Regions from separate parts of the Mus musculus genome. Here all the other regions are linked to region 1. Evidence: chromatin loops called from intact Hi-C (ENCODE). Cell type or tissue: heart. All regions are shown on one strand.

Region 1 (8,000 bases):
GAAGATGAAAAACAGGGGAAGATATATGGCTTAGTGATTAGAAGCCCATATTGCTTTTTCAGAAGACCGGAACGTCATTCCAGTACCCATGGAGGGCAGTTCACATCCACCTGTAGGTCTAACCGAGGGACACAAAGCCCTTCTCTCACTGCATGTACACACACACACACACACACACACACAAACAGCATATGGATACATTTATCAGGCCACATTTTCTACTTTTTGAAAAGATTTCTTTATTTTATGTATATGAGTACAACGGTGTGTCTTCAGACACACCAGAAGAGGGCATCAAATCATATTACAGATAGTTGTGAGCCATCATGTGGTAGCTGGGAACTGAACTCAGGACCTCGCAAAGAGCGGTCAGTGCTCTTAACAAGTGAGCCATCTCTCCAGCCCCTCAGGTTCGAATTTTAACAAGTAAAATACAAGTGCCAGTAAAACCACTGGTCCAATCTTCTTTTCAGTCTTCTGCGCAGTGAGACAACCAGTGTCATTATGGGGTTTAAGTATCATTCAAACCTAGAACTTACAAGTAAATAATTTAGTAACATTAATACACGTTATATACTGACCATTCCCCTTTCCCACAATCCCTCAAACACTGCTGCATCTTTACATCCCATAATGATATCAGGAAAACTGGACAGTAGGAGGCAACAAATGTGTGCATCAGCATGGAGACTTCATCCTGAAAAGCTCCCTCTGTTGCAATATTTTGTTGTGACAATTCTGCACCCCATAATTATTGGGAAATTCTTCAGACAGGACTGGGTGCTCATGTCATCTTGGCAATGAGGCTTTTATTAAATTCATCTCCAATAACAAAACTAAATATAAAATTAAATATATTACTAGAGAGCAAATGAGGAAGGAATTCTCGCCCCATTCATCTTTGATGTTTTGTATGCAAGCCTGGCTTTTAACAGCTGAACCATCTCTCTGGCCCTGCATCATTCATTTTGTTGTTTCTTTGGTTTGGTTTGGTTTGGTTTGGTTTGGTTTGGTTTGGTTTGGTTTGGTTTGGTTTGGATTTTGTAGGTGGTGGTGTTTTGAGATAGGGTACCTCTATATAGTCCTGGCTCTCCTGGAGCTCACTATGTAGACCAGGGTGACCTTGAATTCACAGACCTCCCTGCCACCGTGTCCCAAAGACTGGGATGAGAGTCCTTTTCCACCACATCTGGCCACACCATTCATGTTTATGAACACACTTATGGAGCTCTAAGAGACAAGGTGCAGTAGGTACTATTATTCATCAGTAAAGACATCAAGGTCTTACTTACCATAGTCTAAGTTGCTGCTTTCATCATATGATCTTCCATATGAATTCTTTGTTAACTCCACTGACTCACACTTACTGATCCCTGATTTATGTAATTCATCATGGTTTTGTGAAAAAATAAGAACAAGATATAATCACCAATCCTAGGCCATTCATAAACTCCAGAAAAGAATAAAATCCTTATAGAGTTTAGACTTAGCTTCTAAGACAGTAACTGTATTTAAAAAAAAAAAAAAATAGGGGAGCAGGGCAGGGGGAAGGGTATAGGAGGCTTTGGGGATAGCATTTGAAATGTAAATGAAGAAAATAAAAAATAGTAATGCCTGCTAGAGTAGGATTGTCACTAATGTAACTATAGAATGGTCGTGAATGTAATATAAAAACCTTAAGTTTATGGAAAAATAAAAACCTGTGATAAAACCATTCCTACATGGTTAGAAAGAAAACATTTAAGTAATAGGGTTACACCATCAAAGTTGTATCAGAGGACTTATTTTGAGAGTAATACTGGGTGAAGAAATTGGAACAAGATAAAGAAAGTAAAAGCCCCCTCAAAATAGTCCAAGTGAAAATGCAGCCTTGAAATAAGATTGTGCGATTGAAGGCAGGCATCTGAGTTATACTGAAGAGGAGAACAATGTGGCTCATAAGAAAACACTTGCTCACCACATGTAAGGCCTCCAATTCTACCCAAACTGAGGGAGGAGGGGCGTGGCTATGATTTGACTAAACTTGGAGGTTGAAGAAAAAAAAAAACAGTCCACTAACACTTCTAGCTATGGCACCTACATGGAATAGAGACTTTTTTCTTTACTTTTCTTTCTTTGTACAATCATATATGTAAGACCTTGAAAAAGCTCTAAGGCATGAGACATAGTGGTATATGAAGGTGGAAAATAGGAAAAGTTGGCCTCAAATGAGGAATATCAATTGAAGTGACAGAAGCTAAAAACCATTCACTCCTGTGCTAGGGAAAGTGCAGACTCCTAGCACTTATTGCAAGAGGACATGGGAAAGCACCGGAAAGCTATTACTAGGGAACAGGCATGATTGATGGGGGTCATGAAAAGTGGTTTAGGCTTCAGTGAAGCAAAACAATATTTGGAAACTGTACATCTCGACTTCTTGACAAATGCCATAATAGTTATTATAATGGTAGCAAGAAGTATTTCAAACAGAACCAGATAAGTTATCCACTTAAGAAAATGTTATGTCACTGTAGGTTGCGGTGAAGGGTTACAGTACAGAAACTCAAATTGACAGGTTAAAAGAGATTTTACATGCTCTGCTGGCAAGTCTTTTGTCATAGTTTATTTTGGAGGGGAAAATGACTTGAAGGAGACTGTCTGAAAGTCAAAGGACTTGAAGCATTAAATATTTAAATAAAAACACTTCTAGAAGGTACCTTCCCAACTCAGGAGATGAGTCAGCAATTTACATGGTCAGTTAAGTTAGCCTTATTTTTATCAAAAGATTTGGAATAAAATAGCTTCTGCTCACCACAGTGGCAATGTCTATACTCTAGTCCTAAGCCTTACCAGAGTACTACTACCAGAGTACTACTTTGCTGGGGTTTCCATAACAGAGTACTACAGATTTGATACTTAAACAAGATGGAGGCTATATGCACAGAGTAAGGTACTATGCAACCCAAGCTGGCCTTGAGCTTGCTGTGGCCAAAGATGACCGTAAACTTCTGATTCTTCTGTCTCTCCTTCCCAGGTGATGAGATTACAGGCTTGTGCTACCATACCTGGTTTGTATGATGCTGGAAATTGAACTCAAAGCTTTGACTTGCTAGACTCCGTCCTATCCCTGTGTTTGTCCTGTTCCTGTGTTTGCTTTCTTCTAAGGCCTCTCCTTGACACAGACCTTCCCGCTATGTCTTCATGTGATTTTTCTTGCTTCTGTGCACAATATAGATTCTCTCTTATACCAGGGCTCATAACACAAATCTGCAATTCCAGCTATTCGGGAGGCTCAATGGGAGGATGGCAAATTCAAAGCCAGTCCAGGCTAGAAGTTCAAGGCCAATGTAAACAACTTAAGGAGACCCTGTCTCAAAAAAATTTTAAACTCAATTTTTCCTTTTTTTTTAATAAGGACTCCATTCAGATTGGATTAGGTCTATGCTGAAAGTCTCATTTTAACTTACCTATTTCCTTTATAATGCCCTTATCTCCTAATGTAGTTACATTCTGAAGTAGTAGACGTTGTGAGTTTTGAAAACACAATTCAGCCCATAACAGTTCAGTCCATAACAAATTTTGGTTATAAACAACTAAAACCAACTCTAATTTCCATATAAGAGAATATATTAAGAATATTGGTCACATAGTCTAGCATTAGCATGGGATAGGTTTAGTTAGAAGTTAGGAACAAAAGATAATAGTGAACTATGATTTTTCAGCTATGACTGTGAAATTCTAGATTGTTTACAACTTTTCCATACTTACGATTGCCATAAAAAAATTCTTTAAAATTAGAGACATTAAATGAATCACTAAAAAGGGGGATATTAAGATTACTACATTCTGCTACTACAGGAATTCTTAATCAACTTCTGAAGAATAAATAATACAGAAAAGTAAACTGTCACAGTGTTCCACAAAGGCTCCTGTTGAGTTGGGTGACACTCCTAGGGAGAGTGGAACACATGAAGGGAAGTAGATCACTGGGGAAAGCCCTTGAAAGGAATATTGGGTCCCCTGCCCCTAAGTGTCTCTTTTTGCTTTGGTTGCCATCAGATGAACACTGTCCATTTCCCTCATGGTGGCATTAGGGTTCCAAAGTAGTTTTCTGCTTATGAAATTGTTGAAAAACTAATAACTCCCTTCTCTGGAAGGATGATTCTTCTGTTAATCAATGTAGGTAAAACAGTAACCATGCAAAAGAACAGCCATTCATTGTGTGCTTTTTTAAAGTCAGTATTTGGCTGAATAAAAAATAGTAGATTCATTTGCATATCAAAAGCCATACTTTTGGTTTAGTCTACAATATAAACAGAGCCCTGAAGCAAGACTAACCAGGCTGAAATTCTTATCTTGGATTTTACATTTAGCCACCTTTCTTTCTGCGTTTCATCTCAAACAGTGCTAACAGTTAACCATTCGTACCTCAGTGTAGATGTAATGAGTGAAATCGTGTGTGTAAAGTCATTATGGAATTTACCAAACACTTAAACTAACCTTAAATTGGGCTTGGCCCATACTGTTAGGCTAGTTTGACATAGTAAAATAGTGATTTTTTTTTTTCCGGAATCGTTAAGGCAGCCCCCTAAAATTAGTACAGGACTTGAAGAGAAACTAAGGATTTCACCCACTAGGACTCCACGTCTGACGATCTCCAAATGAAACTTTATTTCTTTACGCAACTTCATACTGAAGGTGCTGCATTGCAACCCTGCCCCTCCAGAGGACAAGACAGTAGCTCATAATTGATGCAGCCGCTCCGTGATTACTCAAGATGGTACTGTCCAGTGCTAACTAGATCTAGAACTCTCTACGCCAGGGGTCTATACAAGTGAGGTGAGGAGGCATCACTCGCGGTGCTAATGAAGGACGAAGCCAAGCAAGTGGCAAGCGCCTCACCAAAAGGAGGCGTCACACGCCGCGCCTTTCCCAGTTCCCACGTCTCATCCACGCCCCCTCCCGGCTCGGCGCAGCCGGAGCGCACGCGCAGCTCCACTTCCGGGCGCCTCGCCTCGCGCCCCACAGTGCATAGCGGCGCCGTGCTGTCGCAAAGGCCACATCCGGGCGGCGAATGAGCGAGTCGCTTTCCGTGCGCTGCGGCGGCGGCTGGGTCTTCCTGCTCCCGCCGAGCTGCCGGACGCCCCGACGGTAGCCATCTGCGTCGCAGTCGGCCCGGTGCCCCCCGCCTCCGCGATGCCCCCCAAGAAACAGGCTCAGGCCGGGGGCAGCAAGAAGGCGGAGCAGAAGAAGAAGGAGAAGATCATCGAGGTACGTCCCCTCCCCCTCCCCGCCGCACCGGGCTGGGGCTCGCCGGGCTGCGGAGCGCGGCTCCCCGGGGCCACGTGTCGGCGCCCGGCCCGGTGGGCCCCGACTGAAGTGGTTCTCGCCGCCCCTCATCGCTGTAGTGAGGCCGCTGCGCCCCCGCGCTCGCCGCGTCTCCACCCACGCGCCCGCCGCGCCCACTCGGCCGCCCAGGGACCCCCGGCCCGGCCTTTCGATGCTCACGACTTTCCGCGGCTCCTCGGGCTGTGCCTGAAAAAACAAGCTGAGTGGCGCTCTGGAAGGCCCCTCCTGACTGACCTGACGCCTTGGGTTTGGTTTTTTTCTTTATCAGGCAGTGAGAGGTAGCGCTGTTCATTTTCAAGAGCCAGCGGACTATTTACCACTTTTTTGTTGTTGTTGTTTCTTTTGGTGTTTGGTCCATCTGGAAACTTTCGTGTCAAGAACAGAGGTTTCCCAAAAAGCGTGGCCCAGCGGTTTTGTACAGAATGCTTCGTTCATACATGGAGTCTGAATTAAACGTAGGCTCTGTCACAGTACCTATGTTAAATTGGGAGCTCCCAGTTTACCTACACACACACACACACACACACACACACACACGAGCGTCTTTTAATGCATTGAACTTGTAGGCATTCAGTGAGTGAGGCAAGGTACTGATGTTCTTAAATGTTCCTCAGGTTACAACGATTGTCTACTTGAGTTTCCTTAAGATAGGTAATGAAATTTCACATTCGATAAACGTATTTCTTCCATACTAATCCTCATTTAAAAGTAAATGGTACCTCATAGACTTGGATGTAGTTGGAAGAAAAGATGACTATTTTACAGCATCTGAGTATAAAGTAACCTTTAGTAGGCTCGTTCTTATTAAAATAGCCAGAATGAATGTTTGGGGTTTCGAAATGAGATGTTTGCTTATGATCGTTTTTTTTCAACATTTGATTGTTATAGCCTTGAAAGATAGAAGTGAGAATTCGCCAGGGTTCCTTTATACACGCTAATGAGATTAATCTTTTGTCAGATTGTATGTAGTTAAAGTTGGCTGATTTAATTTAAATAAAATTAATGTGAACACATCTAATAATTTACTGACTGTTGGAGTTCTAAGGTAGAACTGCCGTAGCCAAACATCTGGAAGCAAAACTGTTGCCAAGCAGTGCTGGTGTGTGCCTTTCATCTCAGTAGACAGTTTGCCTGGTCTACAGAATGGCCAGAGCACACAGAGAAACTCTTGTCCAAGGGAAAATAAAAGAAAGAAAAATAATTGTCACCTTTACATCTGAAGAAAAAAATCAGGATTTGGGAGACTTAAATCTCTGGGAATAATAATCTGGTGGCAATTCAATATTGTGCCAACAAAGGACATTCAGAAATAGCATTTTACTTACAAACTACTGAGATTGAATAAATATAAAATAGACCACAAAACAGTAAAATTTCCATTCAAAAATAAATGTTACAAAACATTATAGAATGTATTTCAGGCCACTTGGACCTATAACCACTTTTAATTAATGAGACTAAAGGGTTTTTTGTTTCGTTAATTTTTGTCACCTGACAGTGGAGATGACACTCAGAAGGGCAGAGGCAGGTAGAGCTCTGAATTCAAGAGTAGCCTGGTCTACAGAGTAAGTTTCAGGACTCTGGGCCTGCGCAGAGAAACCCTGTCTCGATCGAAAGACAACAGCAAAATTAAAGTTATTTATAATAGTCTATTAGCCCTAAAAATCATGAATATATTTTGTCTTCCTTCATCTCTAACAAGATTTCGTTGGTTTTCTAGGGGTTGTACCCAAGGCATCACATTCTAGGGGTGAATTCTACCACTGCTCTGTACAGTCTTAGTCAAGAAGGGTTGGTTGGTTGGTTTCTTTAGTGGTTGCAATATTTTTGTTTTTGAAGTAAAGAGAACTCAACTTTAGCTTTCATTAGTGAAGACATCTCCAAAGATACATTCATTAATGCTGACATGGTGGCATACACCTTTAATCCTACTGGGGAGGCAGAAACAGGTAGATATCTTAGAGTTCTAGGCAAACCTGGTCTGCAAAGCAAGTTCCTGGACAGCCTGGGCTCTGTTACACAGAGAAACCAGTTTCAAAAAAAGCAAAACAAATAAGATAAGTGCATTTAAAGAAAGTATTGATTAAAATTATCCTAATACATGCAGTAATAGAATTAAGCCTAGTTTGGTTTATTTTATAATTTCTCTAACACCGTAGCATGTCTTGACAACTTTTGGAGCTATGCAGTGAGTTTATATTGTGGCTTCTGAGTTGAATTTCATATAAAACAAACAAAAGAAAATTATGTGTGTTTCCTATTATTCTTTTAAGCTGTCTGGGATATCATGGATTTACTATGAGTATGTATTTTCTCCTTGAAATGAATATATCACATAGTATTGTAAAGTTGAAGTTTTATTCTCCATTCACATATTGTTCCCAAACAGTATATAACATTTGTTTACCTACAGCCAGAATAATACTTTGAAATCAGCTTTGAGCAACAGAAATTCTGATCGTAGACTAAGCAGAGCCTGTAATCGCAGCTGAGGCACAAGGATTTCAAGTTTGAGGCAAGCATAGACTACATAGTGAATTCCAGGTCAACCTTGGGTGCAGTACAAAATCCTGTCTTAAAGAACAAAAGAAAAATAAGTATAATTCTTGACTTGGGTTGGGGGTGTGTTTGGATTTAGGGCAAGCAGATTAAAAAAAAAAAATATGTCCTCT
Region 2 (8,000 bases), 130 kb after region 1:
ATCCTCCCCCCCTGCTTCTATGAGGGTGTTCCTCCACACACCCACCCACTCCCATCTCCCCACTCTTGATTCCCCTACACTGGGGCATCTATTGGGCATTCATTGGACCAAGGTCCTCTCCTTCCATTGATGCCTGACAAGGCCATCCTCTGCTACATATGCAGCTGGAACTATGTGTACTCCTTTGTTGATGGCTTAGTCTCTGGGAGTCCTGGGGGGTCTGGTTGGTTGATATTGTTGTTCTTCCTATGGGGTTACAAACCCCTTCAGCTCCTTCAGTCCACTCTCTAACTCCTCTATTAAGGACACTCAGTCAAGTGGTTGGCTGCTAACATCTACCTCTGTATTTGTAAGGCTCTGGCAGGGCCTCTCAGGAGATAGCCATATCAGGCTCCTTTCAGCATGCACTTCTTGGCATCCACAATAGTGTCTGAGTTTGGTAACTGTAAATGGTATGAGTCAGTAATTAAGGTTTTATTCCCCCCCCCCCCCAGATTTTGTCTCAGGAGTTCCAAGAGCAGCAAGGACTTTGGGAATGGTAAGATGAAAAAGGGTGTTTTTAAACCTATGGGGGAGAATGGGCTGGGGAGATGGTCAGAAGATATCTCAAAAGCATGAGGTCTGCTATTTGGATTCCGGGTGGGCATCTGAAAGGAGGCCCATCACGCTGTAACCCTGGTGCTGTGTAGAGACAGGTGGACCCCTGCTGCTCACCAGCCAGTCACCATACAAATGAACGACTGCCTCAAAAAGGGATGAAGACACTCAACTTTGACACATGTACAAGCACCCTTCCCCTCCCCCCATGCCCATATCTCCACAAACATATTCATATGCCACCCCCATCTGTAGATATCATTAATTTTAAATATTTCTCTTTTTTTTGCACAGGTTTATATTTATGATGGGAAAAATATGTCCTCTTTACACAATTTTACTGGTGAACAGGTATGGTATTAAAATTCACACCCCGTTATGAAAATTCACTGAGGAGAGTGTAGAAAGTGAAAATACAGAAGTCATCTGCAGAGTAGCCTGACACACACTGCAGAAGGCCCCTCTTGCTGCTGCTGTTCAAGTCTGCATGACAGATTCCATTTCCAGTGTGTTATCTTGTGTCAGTCAGTGTTTTGTGGAAATAGTTTAATAGGTCCATACATACAAAGCTATAAATAGAATTATGACAGGCTTTGGGGTTTTTGTTTGTTTTTTGTTTTTCTGAGACAAGGTTTCTCTGGATAGTCCTGGCACTCACTATGTAGACTAGGCTGACCTCAAACTCAGATCTACCTGCCCTCTGCTTTCACTGCTCACCTGGTTTCAGATATTTTACCTTTGTTTTTATTTTTATTTTTTTTTGAAGGCAGGTGCTGCATTTATTGTAGCTCAACCTTTGTTTTTAAACAGAATATCATGGTTTAGCAAATCCTTTTGTCTCCGTATAATATAGCTTGTTTTTGTTTGCTGCTTTTTAAAAAATAAAACTTATACAAAAGCATAAAATTTCCTTGATATCATCAATGTTTCCTTAAAGAATTATCCAATTGGGGCCGGGGAGAATTACCCATGAAGCCTTTAATTCTAGCACTAGGGAGGCAGAGCCAGGTGGTTCTGTGAGTTTGAGGCCAGCCTGATCTGCAGAGTGAGTTCTAGGACAGCCAGGGCTACCCAGAGAAACCCTGTCTTGAAAACCCCATAATCAAAAGAAAAGAAAAGACAAGAAAAGGATGGCTTACGTGTTTTAGTTTTATCAGGTGCCAAAAGCACACTACAGGTGTGTATATTACTGATGACATATGCATAGCTGCATTGCAAAATATAAGTTCTTCATTTTAGTACAATCCTTTTGGAGTGAGTAGAGATGTTTTATAACATTCTCGTTTGTGTGTCTCAGGGAACTAAGTTACAAATTGGTAACGTCAAAGGAGAAGTTACACAGTGGGCAGAGAAAGGTCCTCCCAGTGTTGTATGGAGGCTGGAGCCTCTTTCCTGCTGTGTTAGGCTCAGAGAGAGGAGGGATGAAAAGCCTCATGGCTTAGGCCCTGCGATGATGGACATGAAATGTGTTCTGCTTATAAATCTAGAAAAATTAAAAAAGCCTCATTAACGGATGGCCATTGTCTTAGGAAGCAGACAAAAAGACCCTAAATGCACAGAGAAAGAAATCAGCCTTTCTCTAAGATATAAATATTAGTGTAAATGTTCATCTGGCTGAATGAAATGTAAATGTTTTGTTCTATCTTCTTCTTCAGATGGCTGCGTATTTTGGATTTTCTGTAGCTGCTACTGACATTAATGGGGATGAGTAAGTTTTAAAAAATTGTTTCCAGAAACCATTTTTCCTCTGTGTTTATAAGTGCTTGACTAAAACTAAACAGTGTTTCTTCTGTTTCTTTGTCTTCTTCCTGTTACTCTTCTGTCATTTTAAGAAAACAAGTTGATGCTCCCTAATAATAAATATGAGGAAATCCTTGAGTTGGTCCTAAATTTTAACTCTAACACAGTGGTTCTCAACCTTCCTGATGGTGTGACCCTTCTTCATGTTGTGGTGACCCCCAACTATAAAATTATTTCATTGTTACTTCATAACTGTAAGTTTGCTACTGTTATGAATCTGATGTTACAAATATGAATGGAAGTATCTGATATTAAGAATATCTAATATTCTGCCTCTAATATTTGCCTCTGACCCAACCAACCACTGGGTCAAGGCCAATCGGTTGAGAACCATTATCTTAAACCAGGACAATGTAATTTTATGAATAACCTACCATTGAGCCATGTAGTTATAAGAAGCCTGCAAACGGGTGGGAAGTGGAGACTGAGTGAAAAAGAGGAGTTTTAATAAGAATGTGCTGATGAGGAGCTGGAAAGACTGCTCAGTGGGTAAGAGCACTGGCTTGTCTTGCAGAGGGCTTGGGTTTGAGCCTCAGCACCCACTTGGTGGCTCATAACCACCTAAATCCAGTTCTAAGGGATCCAAAGCCCTTTTCTGGCATCTGAGGGTGCCAGGTACACATGTGGTACACAGACACACATGAAGACCTGGTACCCCCTTACTCCTAGAAGAATCAGGTGGATCTCTGTTAGTTTGAGTTCTGCCTGGTCTACAGAGCAAGTTCTAGGACAGCAAGGGCTACACAGAGAGACCTTGTCTCAAAAAGCCAAACCAACCAAGTAACCAACCAACCAACCTAACCAACCCAACCAACCAACCAACCAACCAACCAACCAAATAAAAAAACCCACCCATAGAATAAAATAGAAAATTAAGAGGAATAACAACTGTCAGATAGAGTTTGATTTTGTGTGTGAGGATGTTCTCTTCTTTCAGTTACGCAGATGTGTTTATTGGAGCCCCCCTGTTCATGGACCGAGGTTCCGATGGGAAACTCCAGGAGGTTGGCCAGGTCTCAGTGTCTCTGCAGAGAGCAGTGGGAGACTTCCAGACTACAAAGCTGAACGGCTTTGAGGTTTTTGCCAGGTTTGGAAGTGCCATAGCTCCATTGGGAGACCTGGACCAGGATGGCTTCAATGGTAAGATCCAAGCGCCTTTCTGTGTCACCAGAGGAAGTCCTAAAACACCATGTACAGGAGCTCCTATGTGCAAACCTCCCGGAAAGATGGAGAGCACATCACAGACACCAAATTTAAAACCAGATTGCTATTTCTTTTTCCTTGAAAATGAGCAAAAAATGTCAAAACTTGGCTTTCATGAGCTAGAGATGATTGAATTCTGAAAGGAGCCTCCAATCTCAGGGAGCCCTCTGCATCCTGCTGCCTGTCAGTGCCCTCTAGTGTCCATTTGCTTCCAAGTGAAAAACTACCTCCCAGCCTTTGTCAAAGCAGTAATGACTTAAAGCCTAACTCAGGCACGAGTTTCCACTAGAGGTTTTTTTTTTTTTTTTTTAAATAGTCGCAGCTTTATAGTGAAACCTCAGAGAGAGGTTATATATCTTTTCATGGGGACTTGTAAATGGCTTATGCTCATTGTGTTATGGTGGCCTTATATTTCAATAGTTTCAGATACCTTTTAAAATAAAAGTTGGCTTTTACTACACAGCTCTTTTCCGAAGCCTGAAATACAGATTAAAAATTAGATACATAAAATTTAGGTTACAAGGATTTTTGTAAAAGGATAGTGAGGAGAGAAGAATTGTTGGTTTCTTTGCATAATCAGCAATATATTTGGGTTTAAGCAACATATTAGAAAGTTATTAGGAAGAAGACTCGATAAATTCAGTGGTACAGATGACTCTGACTGCATAGTGGAAGGAAACACCTCCATTCCTGCCCTGTGGACAGCTGTGTGTCACAGGCCAGTTTGAATAACCTTAGAAGATTTCAGACTTAGGGAATAACTAGACCAGGGTATATTTTGCTTCCTAAAATAGTCTTAAAATTTTTTTTTTGTCATCAAAGAACATAGCATTCAACCTTAGAATAAAGCTTATAACAAGTTATGGAAAGACCACTGTAGGTCACTGCTCACTGACAGTAAAACCTGGAGGTAAGAAAGAAAACTGTATTTGATTTTCTACCTTGTGTAAAATTATCAGGTCCCTTTCATTTCAGCTGGGCTCTGTCTCCCAGGCTTTCTGGAACAACTAAGACAGAAAGCTGTTGCTTTGTTCCAAAGGTATTCCAGTCACTTTAAAGTCACATTTCCTGGATATTGTCATCTTGCTTTTCATATTTTTGTTATGTTATTTGACAGCATGTGTAAACAACAGCAAAAAATCTTTGAAAAGATTTTTACAAAGAAGTTTTACTGTTAGGAGATAAATACCTTAGGAGGTGTTGATGGTCTGTAGGGAACCGTGAATGGTAATTCTTTAGTGGAAGATTACCTGAGCCATGTTTATGTAAACATGCATTTTTGTGCTGTTAGTTCCAATCTCATTTTGTTCAGATCTGGTAACAGTGAATGCCTGTTTCAGTCCTCCACCTCACTAGGTACCAGCAAAAGGCGAATTAGTTACGTGTTGCTGTTACCAGATATGAAGCAACTTAAGGGAGTGTCTTAGTTAGGGTTTTACTGCTGTGAACAGATACCATGACCATGGCAACTCTTATAAGGACAGCATTTAACTGAGCCTCACTTACTGGTTTAGCGGTTCAGGCCATTATCATTATCATCTTCATCTTCAAGGTGGGAACATGGCAGCATCCAGGTAGACATGGTGCAGGAGGACCTGAGAGTTCTCCATCTTCATCTGAAGCTTGCTAGAAGACTGTCTCCCACATGGTCTTTTAGCCCATACCCACAGGGACACACCTACTCCATCAAGGCCACACCTCCTTATAGTGCCATTCCCTGGGCCAAGTATATTTAAACCACCACAGGGAGAAGGGTTTTCTTTAGCTTACAGTCTGAGAGCAGTGGCAGCAGAAGCATAAAGTACCTGGTCTATCTGTCTATCTGCAGAATGCAGAGCACAGATGGGAAGTGAGGCCAGATGATAAGGCCTCATGGCCTGCTCCCTCTCCCTGAAACACTCATCCACTTTCCCAGTCAGGGTCCACCTCTGTGATGTCCCACAGCTCTCCAGGTCAGCGCCACTAGCTGGCGACCAAGTACTCAAACACAGGAGTCTATGGGCTGAGGGACAGGACATTTCACAGTCAAATCACAGCAAAATGGATGTGGAAAAGGAAACATTAAGTTAGGCTTTGTATTGTTATGTAGACTCGGGTAATTCTGTGCAGTTTTTGTCATTATTGCCTAACAAAACAAAACAGAGGGAAGGGTTAAAACCTAAAGAGAATGCTCCACTATGGTCATAGCAGCCTTATTTATAGTAGCCAGAAGCTGGAAAGAACCCAGATGTTCCTCAACAGAGGAATGGATACAGAAAATGTGGTACATTTACACAATGGAGTACTACTCAGCTATTAAAAAGAATGAATTTATGAAATTCCTAGGCAAATGGATGTATCTGGAGGATATCATCCTGAGTGAGGTAACGCAATCACAAAAGAACATACATGGTATGCACTTACTGATGAGGGGATATTAGCCCAAAAACTTAGAATATCCAAGATACAATTCACAGAACACATGAAACTCTAGAAGAAGGAAGACCAAAGTGTGGATAATTCGTTCCTTCTTAGAATGGGGAACAAAATACCCATGGAAGGATTTACAGAGACAAAATTCGGAGCTAAGACAGAAGGAAAGACCATCCAGAGACTGCCCCACCCAGGGATCCATCTCACATACAACCACCAAACCCAGACACTATTGCATATGCCAGCAAGATTTTGCTGACAGGACCCTGATATAGCTGTCTCTTGTGAGGCTATGCCAATGCCTGGCAAATACAGATGTGGATGCTCACAGCCATCTATTGGATGGAACACAGGGCCCCCAATGAAGTAGCTAGAGAAAGTACCCAAGGAGCTAAAGGGGTCTGCAACCCTATAGGAGGAACAGCGATATGAACTAACCAGTTACCCCCTCCCCAACTCCCCCAGAGCTTGTGTCTCTAGCTGCATATGTAGCAGAGGATGGCGTAGTCAGCTATCAATGAGAGGAAAGGCTCTTGGTATTATGAAGATCATATGCCCCAGTACAGGGGAATGCCAGAGCCAGGAAGCAGGAGTAGGTGGGTTGGGGAGCAGGGCAGGGGGAGGGTATAGGGGGCTTTGGGGATAGCATTTGAAATGTAAATGAAAAAAATATCTAATAAAAAATTAATAAAAAAAACCTAAAGAGAACAGTAGTGCAATCCAGGGAGGAAGTGAGATCATGACAGTGCAAGTGGCTCCAGACAGCAGCAGAGAGGGAGACAATAACTGTGCATGCAATATTGACGGGGTTAGAAAGAGACAGCTCATACTAAATAACCCCATAGACTAGAGCCATCTTTTTCTGGGAAACTAATCAATATTTTCTTTTTTAATTAATGAATTTAATTAATTTTATGTATATGTATACACCAGACACACCAGAATATACTGTAGTTGTCTTCAGATACACCAGAAGAGGGTGTTGGATCCCAATACAGATGGTTGTGAGCCACCATGTGGTTGCTGGGAACTGAACTCAGGACCTCTAGAAGAGCAGTCAGTGCTCTTAACTGCTGAACCACCTCTCCAATCCCAGTCAGTATTTTCTTAATGCATATGTTAATTTGAATTATCTTTTAAAGACTTAGAAAAGGTTAAAAGGACTACTTTACATGATGCAAATACATATTTTCAAAGAATGACATATTCTTAGGGCTTGTGGCTACCAGATAGTCTTCTAGGTGCTGAAAATCAGAGGCTAGTCAAAGCTGGAATGATGGTGCACACCTTTAAGTGGAGCGTTCTGGAGGGAGAGGTAAGCAGATCTCTATGAATTTGAGGCCAGCCTAGTCTTCATAGTGTGTTCCAGGCCAGCCAAAGCTACATAGAGAGACCCTGTCTCAAGCAAAGCAAAACAGCAAGAAACAAAGAGGTTGATCACCTACACACATCCTTAGTCAGGTGGTGGTGGCACACACCTTTAATCCCAGCACTTGGAAGGCAGAGGCAGGTGGATCTCTTGATTTTGAGGCCAGCCTGGTCTACAAGAGGGAGCTTGTACATAGAGAATCCCTGTCTCCAACAAAACAAAACAAAACAAAACAAAACAAAACAAAAAAGAGGGTAATCACCCACACACATTCTTGAGGAACTCAGCGTGCAATAGGGTGAGTGTATATGTAGGAAATATTCTTTTTTAAAGAGCACTAGAATGGAGTTACCATGGTGTTTGAGATATTTCCAGCCTTGATGGTCTCACATAAAGAATGCAAAATCCAGGCATGTTTAGTATGTCAGGAGATGTTACCAAGGAGGCATAAGGTTGTTAAGTAAGGACACTGAGGCAATTTGGTATAGCTGGTATCAGGGCCATTATAAGTCAAAGAGATGTCCATGTTTGGACTGGTAGCACCAGAAGAAGGAGGAATTGGTATGTTTATCTTCAAGCCACCATTTAGTGTCACATAGGATTGCTTTAAAAAATCAAA
Region 3 (8,000 bases), 81 kb after region 1:
TGCAGAGGCCATGGAGGAATGTTCTTTACTGGCTTGCTCAGCCTGCTCTCTTATAGAACTAAGACTACCAGCCCAGAGATGGTCCCACCCACAAGGGGCCTTTCCCCCTTGATCACTAACTGAGAAAATGCCTTACAGCTGGATCTCATGGAGGCATTTCCTCAACTGAAGCTCCTTTCTCTGTGGTAACTCCAGCTGTGTCAAGTTGACACAAAACTAGCCAGTACACATATGTTTTGTGTTTGTTTGTTCTGTTTTGTGGCAGTGCTGAGGATTGAGTTCAGGGCTTTATGAATATCAGGAGACACTGTACTACTGAGCTATATTCCCAGCAGTGTGGGCTACATAGTGAAATCTTGTTTGTATAACAACAACGAACAACAAAAACAGCAACAACTAAAATGAGGTAATTGGAGTGAAAAAAGTAACAACGTTAACTCACTTCCAAGACTCTTATATCTAAATGGTAGAATTAATTTGGGTAAACTATCTTCATAGTAGTAATTACTACTTCAAAACCAAATAGAAAAAAAAAAATCTAATTGTAAAAAATGCTGAATCTGTACCAAGCCTTTAATTCATTTTGCTCCTGAGATTTAAGCCTAATTCAATTATGTAATTAAGATCTCCATATTAGTGAACATAATCATTTCCTGTTAAATCCAAATATTTAACATTTCATGAAAATCCCCTGGCACATTTCCTTGATGATAGATGGGTAGAAATTCTTAATTATCCCTTTAGCTTTAGAGGAAGTAATGGTGGAGACTCCAGAAAAAGCCCCAAGTGAATCATTTATAAAGGTACTAAAGCTAGGGAAGGGACCAGCCCATTCAAAACTTGGAGAAACACTCCCAAGAGCTTAACTCAAATTTGTTGTCTAAATACCGGCCATTGGAGGACCTTTGACAGAGTGTCTGAGACTCTCCATAACCTAAAAGTGAGCTCACTCTGGCTTCAGTAAATGATAACTTTGAAAAAGCAACAAAGCTGCCACACAATGCAGCTGTTTTAGCTATTTAAACCAACCAACCAACCAACCACCCAACCAACCACCCAGGAATATATATATATATGCTGTTTTAGAATTTTATGATGATGATGATGATGATATTTTTGAGACAGGGTTTCTCTGTGTAGCCCTGATTGTCCTGGAACTCTCTCTCTTAGACCAGGGTGGCCTCAAAGCCAGAAATCTGCCTGCCTCTGTATCCCCAGTGCTGGGATTACTGCCTTACAAAATAAAATAAGTAAATCTTAAAAAAAGAGAGTAAGAAAAAAAGAAAAAAGAAAGTACTACTGAAAACTTAGATAATAGCAGTTTGAACAAAGATAGAAACACTATATTTTCTTGAATGTACATTGTAAGGACTTATAATCCAAGGCTGGAATGGGGATTCACAGTTGTCAGAAACTCGCTCTTTCTGCTCTGTAACTCTTAGATCCTGACCTCCATTGCTAAGCTTCCCATGCTCACAAAGCCGATGTGTAGCTCTTCTCACAGCCAAGCTGTAAGAAGAGAGGACATAGACTGATGGAACCCTTTCTTCCCATCAACCTTTTTGAAGATCCCCCGGGCAACTTATATTGGCATCTTTGGCTGTCTCTACAGGAACTTCACCAGCACCCACACTATCATCTGTAAAGGCTTCTGGTTGCAAGTATTCACTTTTCTCATCAACTTAAAGGAAATACATTTTTAGAAGCTTGACCTTTAATCTCCATTAACCACAAGGTCATGTGTATACAAAAGGGAAGAGGCGGGGGGGGGGGGGGAAAGCATTAGCAATCATTTGTAGATTTGCTGGCCACATTTCAGACTATCCCATGATTCCATTTATTCCACAGTGTAAGCACAAGCGGCCGAAGAGCTGTGCTCTGATGGTTTAGTTTAAGAAATTCTGAAACAGGCATGTGACACACACCTGTAATCCCAGCACCTGGGAAGTGAAAACAGGAGGATCAGGGGCTCAAGGTGAGCATTCTCATCTCGAGGCTCAAGTACATAGAGAGTTTGGGATCAGTCTGGGGTGCATGAAGCCTTGGTCAACATGGGGTCGGGGGAGGGATACTCAGAAATTACAGTTGAGGAGAGTGGAACACTTCTATAATTTCAGTACTTGGGAGACAGAGACAGGAGAATTCCAATTTAACCTGGGCTAATAAATGAGGGTGTCTACTAGCCCACCCCACATAAAAAAAAAGAAAGAAGCAAAATATTTTGTTAGCAAATTGTAAGCGTAGTAGAAATGTTCAACTTTCTGTGTTTAAGTCCTAGTTAGATTGTTCATTTGTGGAAGAAGCACAAAGAATAACTTCCAGACTTGGAATTTTTGTGGTTAAAGAACTGTATTAAGGTGGGATTTTAAATGGCTATAGTTAGAATAAGCTGTGCAGTTTATTCACATGTTAAGAACAAATCTCAAGTAGTTATCATGTAAGAAAATGCCGTAGTTTTTCATTTCCATCCAGTAAAAGGCACGATTTCTTTCAAAAATTGTGTGTGATGACCATCTGAATGAGAAACTGAAAATCCCAGACTTGTCTTTAGTCTCTAGACCTGAGGGTACCCGACTGGCCGGCAGCATGGTTTTCAGAAAGAGATGCAGAGAACACAGGGAGTGCACAGAACATTCTTGCTCTCCACGAATCATTGTCTGCCTCTTAAACCCCACATTCTGATCCCAAATGGTGACAAGGAATGAAAGAGCAACCACAGGGTCTTGTGTATAAGTATCCACACAGGATTTCCTGTCTCTGAGGTGGCTTTTACATAGGTATTAGCCTGTGGCTGATAAGATCTCCCAACAGTTTTGCTGCTTATTTTTTACATTTTAAAAATCAACTTGCTTAACCCAACTAAGGCTATCCACACCCCCACACATGATTACTTATGTTATGAGATGAATGCATGCTGACACTGAGGTGTTTTTTCTGCTGTGTGAGACAGGGATCTTCTTATGTTGACTGGGCTCAGGGGGGCCTACTGCCTCTGTGCTTAGTCTGGGACTGATTTTTAATAACTGTTTTGGGAAAATAGTTCAAATTCTCCACTACTTTACTTGGAAGTATGCAAGGCCTAAGCAATGCATTTATATTTAATCATTTTATCCTATTGACCAAATTCTTCATTCCTTCTTCTTTCTTCGTCTCACCCTTCTCCTCTTCCTCCTCTTCCTTCTTATCTTGCTCCTCCTCTTCCTCTTCCTCCTCCCTTCTGAGACAAGGTCTTACCTGTAGGCCTGGCCAGCCTGGAATTTGCTACACAGACCAGATCCTCCTGCTTCTCACTTCATGGTGCTAGGATTAAAAGCATTTGCCACCACATTAAAAGCATGGATCACCACTCCCGGCCCATTCATCAAATTGTTTAGCACTTGATATACATAGAACACAGGAATACTGAGCAAATTTACAAAAACAAACAAAAAAAAACCAAAAAAAACCAAAACAAAACAAAAAAGACTTATTTTGTGTGTATGGGTGTGACCCACGTACATGCCTGATACACACAGAGGCCAGAAGAAGAATTGGAACTGGAAAGCAAGAAACAGAAAAGAAAAAAGGAAAGGAAGTAAAAGAAAGAAAAGAGAAGATCCAAGCACAGGCTTGAAGTCTTCTGGGTGGATTTGAGAGGCTCATCACCTAAACTTTGCCTTGCAACGTTTTTGTCAGCCAGTGAGATCCAGTTCCACACACCGCATCCGGGAGGAGCTGTGCTAGCCCTCTGGGAGTTTATAATTAAGTTCAGTGTGTGGAGGATGGAAGGGGAGGGAAATGGCATATAATTACAGAGTTCTGTTGGTGAGCGCCTGCCGGGCTAAGTGGCAGAAGTAAGAGAAGCGGATAAAGCTTTCCGCATTCTTAAACAAAAGTCCCTCAGAAGTGCCTGGAGGAACCAGGGAACGGGGTGTGCCTGGTTCTTTTTCTTTTGATTGCAGCCAGTCCCCGGCTTGCAGGGCTTCGGCTGGAGGCGCGCTGCCACTGCCCCCCTGGTCCTTTGGATCTGGGCCGCAGTCCCGGGACAGCCTCGGAGGACCGGCCGCCAGCGCGCACGGAAGTGCGCCCGGCCTTCTCCTGTGGGAGGCCACCGTGAGCGCGACTTCCTCTTTCGGCGGGGCGGCCCGGCCTGGCCGGCTCCTCCTCCTCCCCGGCCTCCTCCCCCAGTCCGGGCTGCTCACGGTTCCGAGGTACTGTGCTCGCCCCGCCACTTCTCAGCGCCAGGCACCGCGCGAGCCAGCGACAGAGCCGGAGTCCCGGGTCGGACACCGCTCCTCCTGGGTGCCGCCCGGCTCAGCTTCGCGCCGCCCGGCCGCCCCGCCGCCCTTGACCGCAAGCGCACAGCACAGCTCGGCAGTTCGGGGGCGCGCAGGCGGCGGGCCGCGGCCACCGAGCACCGGGACAGGGACTGAAGTCTTTCGGCTCTGCGCCCCGCGCGCGCCCCGGCGATGGCTGCTCCCGGGCGCCTGCTGCTACGCCCTCGCCCCGGCGGCCTCCTGCTGCTGCTGCCGGGTCTCCTGCTGCCCCTCGCCGACGCCTTCAACCTGGACGTCGAAAGTCCCGCCGAGTATGCGGGTCCCGAGGGAAGTTACTTCGGATTCGCCGTGGACTTCTTCGAGCCCAGCACGTCCTCGTAAGTGGCCGCGCTCGAGTCCCCAGGCGCCCCCTCCCCCACCGCGCACCCTCAGCGGATCCGCACCCAGCCGCTGGCTCCAGGGTCCTCCCGGCCCCAAACCCGCCTACTCTCTCCATGCCGCGGCTGGCCCAGGTCTGGCATGGATGAAACTTTTGTGGGGATGACCTAACCTGACACTCAGCATCCAGTTTCACCGTGTCCCCAACTTCTTCTGATTGGCTGGGGACAGTGCGAGAGAGCTTTGAAGGAGCTCTGTTAAGCATCCAGGAAAAGTGAGACATCTGTACAGGCTTGTCCTGCGAGACTTTTGGCCATCTCTTGTCATTCCGTAACTTGCTTCACTTGGCCCCAGAATTTTTTTCTTCCGTATCAACCAGTTAGCCTCTTCCTAGTGCTTTTTGCTTTCTGAAATTAGCTCTTCCTTCGTCTGATTCTCTCTCTCTCGCTCTCTCTCTCTCTCTCTCTCGGTTTTTTTCCCACTCCTCTTCTAGACACTCCGATGACTAAAGTGACCAAATTGTTGTATTAATTTGTAAAGGACTATGAGACCTTTGCGCGTTTAAGGTCCACCAGATGAATGGAATGCGTCATCTGCTCCTTTCTAGTCCACTATTTAGGTCATTGTTCAGACAGAGCGAGGGTGTTTGCTGAGTTTTCACTCTCTGCAGGTCACTTCAATGCTGAAGAATACAGCAGGTCACGTAGGCTTTCAAATTACTCACGTCCCGTGTTGCAAAGTTCCTGAGGATTTGTGACGGCTAATGTCGTGTTTTTGGATTAAAGTTGTCTTTGACTCAACGCTGGCATCATTCTCATCCCTACTAGTGTAGGAAACCCCGATTAAATTGATGTTTTTCATGTCTATTACATTGTATTTCCAAAGAAACGGTTTCTTTAGTTACTTCTTAGTGTACCCCTTGGGGTAACAACATATTTTTTTTTTACCACAAACCCCCAACTCCCCCCCCAATTTAGTTTTGGGGAGGTGCAAGGCATAATTTTGATGGGTAGGTGATACAAGGTTCATTTGAAGGTGACCTAAGTATTTGTCTGAGGTAGTTGGGGCAGCCTCCAGGGTTTGTCACCGTTTTCCTGAACACTGATGAGTATCATAGGAACCAGTCCTTAAAGCAACCTGTAGCTTGGGTGGGGTTGGCAAAAATCGACATTGTTTATGTAGAGCACGGTTTGATTCACATTGTCAGTGCTTTCTGTTAGACCTGAGCTCACACTCTCCAAAAAAACAAAAACAAAACCAAAAAACCACAGAAGCACCAATTGCAGACATTTAACCACTCCCGCCATGCGAATGATCTCTTTGTATGGATAGAGTAGAGCTTGGGGTTCTACTCAGGGGCCCAGGCTGCTGAGTCTGTAATATACCTCTGAGCTACAGCCACATCCACTCTATCAGACCGCTTTAGTTAGCTCACTGTTTAAAAGTTTCTCCTTTCCATGTATTTTTTGTTTGTTTGTTTGTTTTTGGTTTTTCGAGACAGGGTTTCTCTGTATAGCTCTGGCCATCCTGGAACTCACTTTGTAGACCAGGCTGGCCTCGAACTCAGAAATGCGCCTGCCTCTGCTTCCCGAGTGCTGGGATTAAAGACGTGCACCACCACACCCGGCTCCATGTATTTTTTTAATTGTATGCTTTTTACATCATGGCCACTGCACTTGCCCCCTGGGTGTATCTTTTAGATTAAATTATACAGAAATTTTTCTGACTGAAAATATATTCTCTGCCTTACAGGAATTAGCAGTTAAATACTTCAGAGTTGATGGAGTGTTTTGCAGATGTTATTACTTTTTACTGTTATTAATTTAGTTGGTTTTTGTTTTTGTTTGTTTGTTTGTTTGTTTTTTTGCTTCTGTTTGTCTATGGCAAAGATTTAGTATCCAAGATACATCCAGAAACATGGCAGGCTGGCAAGCTTTTAATTGTCTTTTGCCATGGAAAACAGCAGTTTTGAGCTGTTGGTGGTATTTACTATTGTTGATTGCAAGGAATGTAACTAATCTTTGGAAAACATATGGATATGCAATGAGCTCATACATTTACACAGTCTCATGTTTACAGGAACTTATGCATGAGTTTTAATAGTAAGATATTGTGGAACTTTGGAGATTGCATGTTGTATTTTGAAACAGTCACTATCAACTTTGGTACCAAGAGACCAGCCTAACATAAAAAAGAAAGCAACTTTGAGGGGCCCCCTCCCTCCCAATACACCTAAACAACGGTTTATACTTACTGACTCTTCCAGATTAAATGAAGATTATTACAAAATTATACTTAATCTTAAAATAGAAAAAAACCAAAACCAAACAAAATTTCAGATGGTGGTAGCACATGCTTAAATCCTAGGACTCTGGAAGCAGAGTCAGGCAGATCTCTGAGTTGAAGGCCAGCCTGGTTTACAGAAAGAATTCGGGGATAGCCAGGACTACACAGAGAAAAGCTACCTCATCCCACCTGCCAAAAACCCAACCAAACAAAATTATGCTTAGTATTGGCAAAGGCACCTGTATATTCACTATATATTCAGCAAGCATTAGAATCCACAGTATTGTATGTCATTATCTGTTGCATATATTGATAGTTCCTTTTTTCCTTTCCTTTCCTTTCTCTCCCTCCTTCCCTCCTTCTCTCTCTCTCTCTCTCTCTCTCTCTCTCTTTCTTTCTCTCTCTCTCTCTGCCTGCCCGTGCCTCCCAAGTGCTGGGATTAAAGGCATGCATTACCATGCCTGGCTTAAAAACTTTTAAAGGAGAACTATGTAGTAAAATGTTAATAAAAGAGCTCCCCCTATGTGAAAAAAATTGATTAAGGAGGAGAGTAGCTGTGATCCCCACATATTCCAGTTTCAGAAATCTAAATACTACGGAACGGGTTCACTTCTTCTTTTTCTTTTTCTTTTTGTAAATTTTATTTATTTGAATTTTATATATATGATGAGTACACTGTCCCTGTCTTCAGACAAAGCAGAAGATGGCATCAGATCCCATTACAGATGGTTGTGAGCTGCCATGTGGTTGCTGGGATTTGAACTCAGAACCTTTGGAAGAGCAGTCAGTGCTCTTAACCGCTGAGCCATCTCTCCAGCCCCTCTTTTTTCTTATAATAGAAGATTATGAGTGAGAATATCATCTTCATATTGTTATGGAAATGAATGCATCAGTACTCACTAAAAAGAAGTGTTAAGCAAAGCTTCCAGAATGGAGCCGGGCATTGTGGTAGAAAATGCTTAGAAAATGCATCTGTAATCTTAGCACTTGAGAGATGGAGGTAGGAGGATCAGGAGTTCAAGCCCCACTTATGTCCTGTGTTCCAGGCCTGCTGGGGTAACATGATACCTTTTCTCAGAA

The links. A loop is a pair of places that touch in the nucleus more often than their neighbours do. Peaks named below come from ENCODE experiments on the same cell type or tissue, not always from the same donor. Only the 100,000 strongest peaks of a DNase experiment are listed, where the experiment ranks them.
Region 2: it touches region 1 in a loop (5-fold over the local background); 9 of 42 quality-filtered maps call a loop at or near these places.
Region 3: a loop joins it to region 1, with 3 times the contacts of the local background. A loop is called at or near these places in 11 of 42 quality-filtered maps.

Annotation. Positions count from the first base shown.
Region 1 is chr2:83,639,478-83,647,477 of GRCm38, forward strand. It overlaps Zc3h15 (zinc finger CCCH-type containing 15), which reads left to right and starts at 5,101. Exons shown (of 10, transcript NM_026934.3): 1 at 5,101-5,250. The coding sequence starts at 5,176. In heart, a CTCF peak has its summit at 4,902; a DNase peak (open chromatin) is centred at 4,984; H3K4me3 peaks cover 2,479 bases; H3K27ac peaks cover 1,456 bases.
Region 2 is chr2:83,767,801-83,775,800 of GRCm38, forward strand. It overlaps Itgav (integrin alpha V), which reads left to right. Exons shown (of 30, transcript NM_008402.3): 9 at 495-538; 10 at 892-948; 11 at 2,253-2,305; 12 at 3,335-3,537. Among named protein-coding and RNA genes, the nearest start is that of Fam171b, 41 kb to the right of the region's middle. In heart, a CTCF peak has its summit at 3,796 (motif pointing left); a DNase peak (open chromatin) is centred at 3,781.
Region 3 is chr2:83,720,287-83,728,286 of GRCm38, forward strand. It overlaps Itgav (integrin alpha V), which reads left to right and starts at 4,111. Exons shown (of 30, transcript NM_008402.3): 1 at 4,111-4,633. The coding sequence starts at 4,449. In heart, a CTCF peak has its summit at 4,077; DNase peaks (open chromatin) are centred at 4,105 and 4,735; H3K4me3 peaks cover 3,013 bases; H3K27ac peaks cover 2,740 bases.